2 separate regions of the Homo sapiens genome follow, and region 1 is linked to region 2. A link is an interaction called in ENCODE POLR2A ChIA-PET data of the cell type or tissue named here. Cell type or tissue: Panc1. All regions are shown on one strand. Links, peaks and the distances in the headings refer to the core of each region. The heading gives the core; the rest is flanking DNA.

The links. ChIA-PET counts read pairs that join two places held together with the same protein. Peaks named below come from ENCODE experiments on the same cell type or tissue, not always from the same donor. Only the 100,000 strongest peaks of a DNase experiment are listed, where the experiment ranks them.
Region 1: POLR2A ChIA-PET joins it to region 2 with 6 read pairs; 4 of 35 experiments call an interaction of 5 or more read pairs at or near these places.

What each region holds. Positions count from the first base shown.
Region 1 is chr1:32,533,894-32,539,272 of GRCh38, forward strand. No RefSeq gene overlaps it. Among named protein-coding and RNA genes, the nearest start is that of ZBTB8A, 2.8 kb to the right of the region's middle. In Panc1, for the core only: no CTCF peak of the experiment used is centred there; no DNase peak of the experiment used is centred there; H3K4me3 peaks cover 308 bases; H3K27ac peaks cover 595 bases.
Region 2 is chr1:32,474,430-32,479,808 of GRCh38, forward strand. The region is part of intron 2 of ZBTB8B (zinc finger and BTB domain containing 8B); the gene reads left to right. Among named protein-coding and RNA genes, the nearest start is that of ZBTB8B, 12 kb to the left of the region's middle. In Panc1, for the core only: no CTCF peak of the experiment used is centred there; no DNase peak of the experiment used is centred there.

The DNA.
Region 1 (5,379 bases), core at 286-5,285, 60 kb after region 2:
ATGGTATTCTAAAGTACCATCTATGATCTTTCTGAAAACTTAACAAAGGATCTTACAGCCACATTCTTGAGTTCATCTTTAGACTTGTTTTGCTGACATTACTCTAAATTTAAACTTTGCTCAGAAGTCATTTCTTAATCATATCATCATTTGCCACCTTAAGAGCCTGGGAATTTTCCAAGCCAGAAAACTTTGGCTTCCTTTTGTCTAACAGTCCTTCCTTTAGCTTATCTCTCTCCTCTCACATTTTACTACAAGCAGCAAGGAGAAACCACCTGTTTCCTTCAACACTCTGGGGGGAAGCTTTATAGCTAGATCACCAAGTTCAACTTCCTTAGCTAGATCACCAAGTTCAAATATTTTCTACTTTTCACCTTATTGCAGACAACTGTGTTGCTTCCCCCCGACTCCCAACCAATACCTATCAAGGACTCCCTTTGCTTCAGATTTCCATAAGATTTGTAGATTTTTCTGTAAGCCCTCACTTGCATCTTCCTCAAAGACCATTAGAAGTTGTCTTTTTTTTTTTTAAACGGAGTCTCACTCTGTCACCAAGGCTGGAGTGCAATGGCGCAATCTCAGCTCCCTGCAACCTCTGCCTCCTGGGTTCAAGTGATTCTCCGGCCTCAGCCTCCCAAGTACCTGGGATTACAGGCATCTGCCACCATGCCCGGCTAATTTTTGTATTTTTGGTAGAGATGGGGTTTCACCATGTTGGCCAGGCCGGTCTGGAACTCCTGACCTCGAGTGATCCACCCACCTTGGCCTCCCAAAGTGCTGGGATTACAGGCATGAGCCACTGCACCCGGTATAAGTTGTCTATTTTTTTAGAAGATTCTTCAAGCTTTCACTAACACCTCAAAGCCCTTCCACCCACTGTCTAGTTCTAAAGTCACATTTTCAGGTTTCTGTTATGGCAACACTTCTAGGTACCACAATCTGTATAAGTGATCTATTGCTGTATAATAAATTACTGGCCCGGCTTGGTGGCTCACACCTGTAATCCCAGCACTTCAGGAGGCTGGGGTGGGAGGATCGTTTGAGCCCAGGAGTTTGGGACAAGCCTGGGCAACATAGGGAGATCCCCATCTCTACATAAAATTAAAAAATTAGGCATTGTGGTGTGCACCTGTAGTCCCAGCTACTTGGGAGGCTGAGGCAAGAAGATTGCTTGAGCCTAGGAGGTCAAGGCTGCGGTGAGCCGTGTTCATGCCATTGCACTCCAGCCTGAGCGACAGCTATCTCAAACAAACAAACAAAAATTCTTTTACACATATCCCCTTCTAGCTACCACCATCTCTCTTTGCCTGTAATAATTCTAAAACATGACCCCAAATTCTGTGACATTCTTTCCATTAGAGATAGCAACTATGTCCCCCTTCTGCTTGAATCTTAGTAGGCTGGGACAACTTCCATAGATAGGCAGAAAAAGTCATGCAGCTCCCTCCTACCTGTCTTGGACACACTCTGTCAGAACCCAGCTGCCATGATGCAGGAAGCCCCAGCCCCACAGAGAGGTCATGGGTAGGTGCTCTAGATGACAAATCTCAGCTGAGCCAACCTTCAAGTGATCCCAGCCCAGGTGCCAAACCTTTAAGCGAAGAAACCTGCAGATGATTCCAGTTCCCAGTAGTTCAAGTTACCCCCAGTCATTTAAGTCTTCCCAGCTAAGGCTCCAGACAACAGGAAAAAAAAAAACAAGCCACCCCTGCTGTGACCTGACCCACAGAATCCAGGAGCATAATAAAATAGCTTCAGTTTTCTACTACTAAGTAAGTTTGGTTTGGTTTATTACACAGTAAAAATAACTGGAACATCCCCTTTATAAACCAGTTTCTGAGAGGAATTGTCTGTTCTCATCATCTCTATTCCTTCATCCTCCACTTATTCCTCTAATCTGGAAATCCACCCCATCTTTTAAGCCTAATCATGTTCTCTAAAGTCAATGATCTCCAACTTGTTAAATGTAATGGACATTTTCTTTTAGATTTGTTCTCTTAGCAATATTTAGCACTACTGCCCAATTCTTCCTTTTTTCCTTATTTTTATAGCTGGGTTCTCGCTCTGTCACCCAGGCTGGAGTAGTAGTGATGCCATCATGGCTCACTGCAGCCTAAAGCTCTTGGACTCAAGCGATCTTCCCACCTCAGCCTCCTAAGTAGCTAAGCCTACAGGCACAAACAACCAAGCCCAGCTAATTTATTTTATTTTTTTTGTAGAGATCGGGTCTCATTATGTTGCCCAGGCTAGTCTGGAACTCCTGGCCTTAAGCCAACCTCCTGCCTCAGCCTCCCAAAGTGCTGGCATTACAGGTATGAGCCGCTGTGTCTGGACTCTTCTTTTAGTTTTTATGCCATCACATTATCCCAGGTCTCTTCCTTCCTCTCCAGTCTTCTCACACTCATTTGCAATTTCAGCTTCCTCTAACCACCCACTAGATGAGGAAGTAGCTCAATGTTTGGTCCTAAGCCTTCTTTGCTTCTCATTTTATATTCTCTCTCTATGCATATCCATGGTTTTAATTCCCATCCCACCTATATGACTTTGATGATGAAATTTCTTTTTTCTTTTCTTTTTTTTTTTTTTTTCAGACGGAGTCTCACTCTGTTGCCCAGGCCGGAGTACAGTGGCATGATCTCAGCTCTCTGCAACCTCCACCTCCTGGGTTCAAGTAGGAATTTTTTTTTAATTTAAAAATTTTAAAAATCCTGCCCTTCTAGTCCTCTCTCTCTCAGTGAACAGAACCACCATCTGTCCAGTTCCAAAAGGCTGGGAGTTGTCTTTGACTCCTCCTTCTCCCTCATTTCTCAGAGTCAAACTATTATCTCTAATATTTAACTCTCCACCTCACTTGATCTCCCCACTTCTATCTACCTCCACTCTAGTTCAAGATTCTACCATCTCTTAGCTGGGCCACTGTGATCCACTCTTCCTTCCCTCTAATTTATCTTCCACAGTCATCTTTTCAAAATGCTTACCTCATCATAGCACACACACCCCATGCAGCTTAAAACACATTAATGGCTCCCAAAGTTCTTAACCTGGCCCGACAAGGCCCTGATGGTCTGACCCCTGCCTCCCTCTCCCATCTTATCTCTTGTCTCTCTCCCTCACGTTGCACTCCAGTCTCATCAGCCTTTCAGGCTATATTCCCATCTACCAAGCACCATTTTGCTCCTTCTATCTGGAATGCTCCTGACCACTCACACGCTTGCCTGTTAATTCCTACTCCAGATTTCCAGTCAAGATAACCTCCTCAAGGAAGTCCTCCTTACACAAACCCTCTCCCTCATGAGACGGGTCCCCACTTCATCAATATTCTCATCACACGACATACCTTTCCTTCAGACTTATCCAATTTTCAAATTATACATTTATTTGATTACCATCTGTCTCCCCCACTAGACTGCAAATCCCATAAAAGCAGGGACTTGGTGAATTTTTTGCTCACCACTGCATTCCAAGAGCCTAGAGCAAAAACTTTACCCTTAGCAGGCACTGTTAAAATTGGAATGGGACCAGGTGCGGTAGCTCATGCCTGTAATCCCAGCACTTTGGGAGGCCAATGAGGCTGGATCACGAAGTCAGGAGTTCAAGACCAGCCTGGCAACCTGGTGAAACCCTGTCCCTACTAAAAATACAAAAATTAGCCAGGCGTGGTGGCGGGCACCTGTAATCCCAGCTACTCTGGAGGCTGAGGCAGAGAATTGCTTGAACCTGGGAGGCGGAGGTTGCAGTGAGCCGAGATTGCATCATTGCACTCCAGCCTGGGTGACAGAGCAAGACTCCGTCTCCAAAAAAAAAAAAAAAAAAAAAAAAAAAAAGGAATGGATTATCTTCCTCAAGATTTGAACTGAATAGGTGGAAACAGGGATGGGGGTTGGGTGGGGTGGGAGACAGAGTTTAAGAGACTAGCACTGGTTAATGGTGGAGCTCTAGCATACAGAAACGTGCTCCCAAAGCTAGGAGAATGAAGGTGAGGGACAAAACTCTCATTACCTCTTCCTTGCAACAAAGAGGTTATTTTTGTTTGTTGTTTTTGTTTTTGTTTTTGAAATGGAGTCTTGCTCCGTCACCCAGGCTGGAGTGCAGTGGCACGATCTTGGCTCACTGCAAACTCCACCTCCTGTGTTCAAGCCATTCTCCTGGTTCAGCTGCCCCAGTAGCTGGGATTACAGGCGCGCACCACCATGCCCAGCTAATTTTTGTATTTTAAGTAGAGATGGGGTTTCACCATGTTGGCCAGGCTGGTCTCAACCTCCTGACCTCGTGATCCGCCCACCTCGGCCTCCCAAAGTGCTGAGATTATAGGTGTGAGCCACCACACCCGGCCTCAACAAAGAGTTTATCACCAACCTGATGTGCTCTCTTGAGGAATATGTTTGTGGAACTCTTTTGCATGTTTTAATTAACTAAGGCTAAAATAAAACCTTTGGCTAAAACCATGTCCAGGTCTTTCTGGGGGAATTCTCAATGGGGGCGCTAGCAGAGTAATCTGAGTACATCCAACACACCAGACACCTAATGGTTTTCAAATATGTTTCTACTTACCTGTTCAGAAGGTGAGGAAATGCAACTAAATAGCAAAGCACCTCTGCAGTGACACAGAAGTGACATTGAGACAATTGTGAATATCTTGTATCCTCAAAATGCATAGCTAATTATTCCTGAAATCAAAGTTACAAACTGTCCAATATGAATGATTTTGAACAGGAGAGGAATCCATTAAAAGCTAAACGCAAGTTTTGATAATTTGAACCTTTTCCCTCCAGTTTTACTATAACACAGTACTTTTCAGTACCTGACCCCAGCATAAGGAACTAGAAAACTAATTTATAGAAGTAATGCTTCTACAGTAACAGTGAAAATCCATTGATTTACTATTTTAGCAAATGTATAACCTGATATCTGTACTCTAAATATTAGAGACGTAAATTTGTCAGAGGAAGCTTGGTGTACGATGAATGCTTGCATTGGAAAAGACGCAACTTGCTATTTTTACTAATTTTATATTTCTCTGGACTTAACTAAGAATTATGTTCTCTTATCTCAGCCTCTCTGGGTTTTCCTATTCAAATGAAATGCTTCTGACCTGTACAGGTTTAGAAAAGGTTATCCTCAACTAAAATAACTGCTTCAGTACAAGGGAAAATTCTGTGGAAATCTTTTGCATTTGACGTTGCTAAACTTAAGTACAATAATGTCACATGTACTTATACAGTAATTGTGGGCACGCCTAAGTCCCTCCCTCTTTCCTAAACCAAATCCCCAGATCCTAGAAATCCAGCCCTTCTGCCCTCCGGAGGCGCCTTTCCCAACGTAAAGTACAATTTTAAATTTCAGCTCCTGACTAAAATCATGATCCGCAGTCAACTGCTA
Region 2 (5,379 bases), core at 155-5,154:
CTCAGGAGGCTGAGGTGGGAGGATCACCTGAGCCTGGGAGGTCGAGGCTGCGGTGAGCTGTGATTGTGCTTCCAGCCTCGATGACAGAGTGAGACCTTGTCTCAAAAAAAAAAGGAAAAAGAAAAAAAAAAGAAACACTTGAAAATGCTGTTTCTGGTTCTGAGACACTGGCTTCACCAGCATTGGGAAGATAGTGGCTGCTTCCATGAACACACCGTGGGAACTTGTTCAAATTCTCATTGCTGTGTGTATAATGGCATTTCACAGACTGATCACCCTTTCACATCCACAAGTCTCTCATGGTGTCCCATGCCTTTGGCAGAGGAAATATGGAGAAACTGTTACCTAGAAGGGTTTAGTGAGTTTCGTAAGAATGTAAGTAGTAAGTGGCCCAGCTAAAACCAGAAAACTGGAGTGGCTTCTTTCATTCATTAAACAAACAGTGAAAGCAACACAAGTAGGTAGCGGATTTCAGTGCAATGATTTTTTTCTTTGAACCCCTCTGCATGTAAGCACAAGAAGTATCAGGAAATAGGCATTTGGCTCTGTGCCACTTATAATATATTCAGGTCCTGTCCTTATTGGTCTGGAAAGTCAGAGTTCTTGCTATAAGGTGTTGTGGTGTGGCAAGGCAGCTGCCCTGGCCCCTGGCCATGCCCTGTTGTCTACCATGTTTTTATTTCATTCATACGGCTCCAGGGTATAGTTTTTCCAAGTGCTAAGGCACAGAGTAGGATTGATTTGTTTGGTTATTCATTTATTTGTTCAAATATTTGAGTACCTTTTGTGTGAAGGCATAAAGATAAGTCAGACATGGATGCAGCCCTCAAAGAACTGATAGTGTTGTATAGGAGATAAGACACAAATGTGGGCCGGGCTCAGTCGCTCATGCCTATAATCACAGCACTTTGGGAGGCCGAGGCAGGTGGATCACTTGAGGTCAGGAGTTCAAGACCAGCCTGGCCAACATGGTGAAACCCGGTCTCTACTAAAAATACAGAAACAAATTAGCCAGGCGTGGTGGCGAGTGCCTGTGATCCCAGCTACTCGGGAGGCTGAGGCAGGAGAATTGCTTGAACCCGGAAGGCGGAGGTTGCAGTGAGCCAAGATCACACCACTGCACTCCAGCCTGGGCAACAAAGCGAGACTGTCTCAAAAAACAAAACAAAACAAAAGACACAAATGTAAATGACGTCACATGCTAGAAAGGTACTAGGGTTGAAAGACACTCAGAGGTATGAGTTCATGGTAGTCCAGAAGGAGAACTGGCTTCCTACTGGGAGATCAGGGAGGCATCCTGAAAGTGCCATCTGAAGGTAAGAAGAGGGGACAGGGAAAAATTGACTGGAATCAGATCATGGAAAACCTTAAATGCAAAGAGGGGAGGTTTTTTTTTTTTTTTTTTTTAGACAGAGTCTCACTCTGTTGCCCAGGCTGGAGTACGGTGGTGCCATCTCGGCTGACTGCAACCTCCGCCTCCCAGGTTCAAGTGATTTTCCTGCCTCAGCCTCCCAAGTAGCTGGAATTACCGGCGGGCATCACCATGCCCAGCTAATTTTTGTATTTTTCGTAGCAACAGGGTTTCACTATGTTGATCAGGCTGGTCTCAAACTCCTGACCTTAAGTGATCCACCCGCCTCAGCCTCCTAAAGTGCTGGGATTACAGGTGTGAGCTGCTGTGCCTGGCCAGGTTTGTTTTGTTTTGTTTTGTTTTGTTTTGTTTTGAGACAGGGTCTCACGCTGTCACCCAGGCTGGAGTGCAGTGGCACGATCACAGCTCACTGCAGCCTCGACCTCCTGGGCTCAAGTGGTCCTCCTGCCTCAGCCTCTCAAAGTGCTGGGATTATAAGCATGAGCCACCATGCCTGGTCATAGGGGGGTTTTTGGTAGTTTCTTTTAAATTTTTATTCCCACCTGGATGCTCTGCACAAGCCTCAATCCCTGTAAAATCCGAACTGAACTCCCCTTTCCTCATGTACCTGCTTTTCCTTCTGTTAATTTCACTCCTCCTCAGTGTGTCTCCTCTCCACCTCCACAACTACTGCCTTAGCTCCTGTCATCTCTCATCCAGACTCATGGTCCCCTCCCACCTGGACTTCCTGCCTTTAATATTGACTCTCTTAAGTCTTTTCCCTGAATTGTGCCCAGAGGGATCTTTTAAATCTGGCCATGAAAGTTTGACCACGTACCTTCCTTGCTTAAAATCCTAGCTGGCTGGGAGTGGTGGCTCAGGCCTGTAGTCCCAGCTACTCGGGAGACTGAGGCAGAAGAATCACTTGAACCCTGGAGTTGGAGGTTGCAGTGAGCCGAGGTCGCACCACTGCACTCCAGCCTGGGCAACAGAGCGAGACTCTGTCTCAAAAAAAAAAAAAAAAAATCCAAGCTGCTTACAGGTAAAGTCCAAGTTTCTCAGCATGTTAGCTCCATGAGGGGCAGGGACTTTGGTCTATTCTGTTCACTGTTGTATCCCCAGGACCCTAGAACAGAGCCTGACACATAGTGAGTGCTCAGTATAAATTTGCTGAATGAATGAATGAATGTGACCATCACAATCTAGTTCTTGTCCCTTCCTTGCCCTCATTCCTAACCCCCACTTCATACTTCATATTCTCATTTACCTCTATGCCTAAGTACGTGTTCTTCCTCTGCCCAAGATACCTTTCTCTGTCTTGAAGTCCTGGTGAACTCCTGTTCATCTTTTAAAACCTTGCTCAAAGTTAACCTCTTCTGTGAAATCTTCTCTGAACTCCTAGGGAAAATCATCACTTTTTATTTATATTTCTTCATCACTTTGAACTTTGCATGTGGGCATCATATTGTATGAATATGTTTACATATCTTTCCTGCTAGACTTAACTTCTTGAGGGAGGAAACAGGTGTCTTACAATGGCCTGTCATGTAATAGGATTCAGGTGAACTGTGGTATTGGAGTGAGATCAGGAAAGGGGAAGAAAGTGTTGAGACAATCCATACTTTTCTGATGGAGAAACAGTTAACAGTTATTTTTCCCAAGGACTTATGCTGGGCCTATTTTATTTTATGTTTTTGTAGATAATCAGGAAGAAGTGTGTGGTACAAAGCTAAGGTGATGGAGATAAATAACAAGGAAGTTCCACAGTGCCAGAGGAGTGAGCAGGGTGATGAGTTATGAGCTGCTACTTTGATCCTAGGAAACAGGTCGTCATTCCTGGCTGGGTGCTGTGGCTCACACCTGTAATCCTGGCACTTTGGGACCATGAGGCATGGAGGATCCCTTAAGCCTAGGAGTTCAATACCAGCCTGGACAACATAGTGAGACTCTGTCTCTACAAAAAAAAAAAAAAAATTGTTAAATTAGCTGCCCATGGCCGGGCATGGTGGCTCACACCTGTGATCCCAGCACTGTGGGAGGCCCAGGTGGGTGGATCACCTGGGGTCAGGAGTTTGAGATCAGCCTGACCAACATGGTGAAACCTCGGTCTCTACTAAAAATATAAAATTAGCCAGGCATGGTGGTACTCGCCTGTAATCCCAGCTACTTGGGAGGCTGAGACAGGAGATTCACTTGAACCTGGGAGACGGAGGTTGCAGTGAGCCGAGACTGTGCCATTGTACTCCAGCCTGCACAACAAAAGCAAAACTCCGTCTCAAAAAAAAAAAAATTAGCTGCACATGGTGGCACACGCCTGTAGTCCCAGCTACTTGGGGAGCTGAGGTGGGAGGATCACCTGAGCCTGGGAGGTAGAGGCTGCAGTGAGCCATGATCATGCCACTGCACTCCTGCCTGGGTGACAGAGACCCTGTGTCAAAAACGAAAAACAGGCCAGGCATGGTGGCTCACGCCTATAATCCCAGCACTTTGGGAGGCTGAAGCGGGTGGATCACTTGAGGTCAGGAGTTCAAGATCATCCTGGCCAACATGGTGAAATCCTGTCTCTACTAAAAATACAAAAATTAGCCAGGCATGGTGGTGTGCACCTGTAATCCGAGCTGCTCTGGAAGCTGAGGCAGGAGAATCACCTGAACCCAGGAGGCGGAGGTTGCAGTGAGCCAAGATCGTGCCACTGTACTCCAGCCTGGGTGACAGAGTGAGACTCCATCTCAGGAAAAAAAAATAATAATAGTAATAATTCCTATTTTACTTGTATCAGTACCAGTGTGAGCAGTCAGAGATTTAATAATCTCACATATGTGAGCAGTGATGAGCTTTTGAGCTGCTGCTTTTATCCTGGGAAACAGATATCGGAGTCACTATAGAGTATGCAAAATGTTAGGCATTATTAGGATGGGAACTTGATACCAAAGAGAGTTTCCACCCTTACATAAAGGATGTTGGACTTTCACATTCAGTTTAGTGTGCCATACTTTTCATAGCACCTCAGGAAAGACAGAGCCAGTTAGGTATCCCAAGCCAGCCCCAGAGAAAAGAGTTACTCCAGTGTTGACAGAGACCACAAGAGCCTGGACTGCTTACCTGGTAAAAAAAATTCTGAAGAGATTACGATGATGACAAACATGGCTGACATTTGCAAGTTCTTACTATGTGCCACGTGCTATGCTTTATGTGTTACTTTATTTCATTCTTACCACAATCCTGTGAGGTGGGAACTGTTATCATACCTGTTTTACAGATGAGGAAAGTGAGGCACAGAGAAGCTAAGTGAGATGTCCAGGGCCACACAGCTGATCAGTGCTAGAGCCAGGACTTGAACCAGGTTTCTGTACCTAGAAAGCTTGAGTCACTAGTGCCTTCATAGGTGATATGATATGATATGATATGATATGACCAAAGTCTATAAATATTGAAGGGCATGGATAGAGAGAACAAATCTCGGGCCGGGCATGGTGGCTCATGCCTGTAATCCCAGCACTTTGGGAGGCTGAGGCAGCCGGATCACCTGAGGTCAGGAGTTGAGACCTGCCTGGCCAACATGGTGAAACCCCGCCTTTACTAAAATACAAAAATTAACTGGGCATGGTGGTGGGTGGCTGTAATCCCAGCTACTCCGAAGGCTGAGGCAGGAGAATCACTTGCACCCAGGAGGTGGAGGTTGCAGTGAGCCAAGATCGTGTCACTGCACTCCAGCCTGGGTTATAGAGTGAGACTCCATCTCAAAAAATAAAAAAATAAAAAAATAAAAATGAAGGAGAAATCTCGGAATATAGTTGACCCTCTGTGTCCATAACTTCTGCATCCGTGGTTCCGTGGATTCAACCAACCACATATGGAAAATACAGTATTCACAGGATCCGCAGGGCTGACTTTGGGACTTGAGCATCCTTGGATTTTGGTATCCAAGGAGTATCCTGGAACCAATTCCCAGTGGGTACCAAGGGATGACTATAGCAGTAAGTGTAACTCACAGAACTTGAATGGAACAGTTTCTATACATGTGAGTG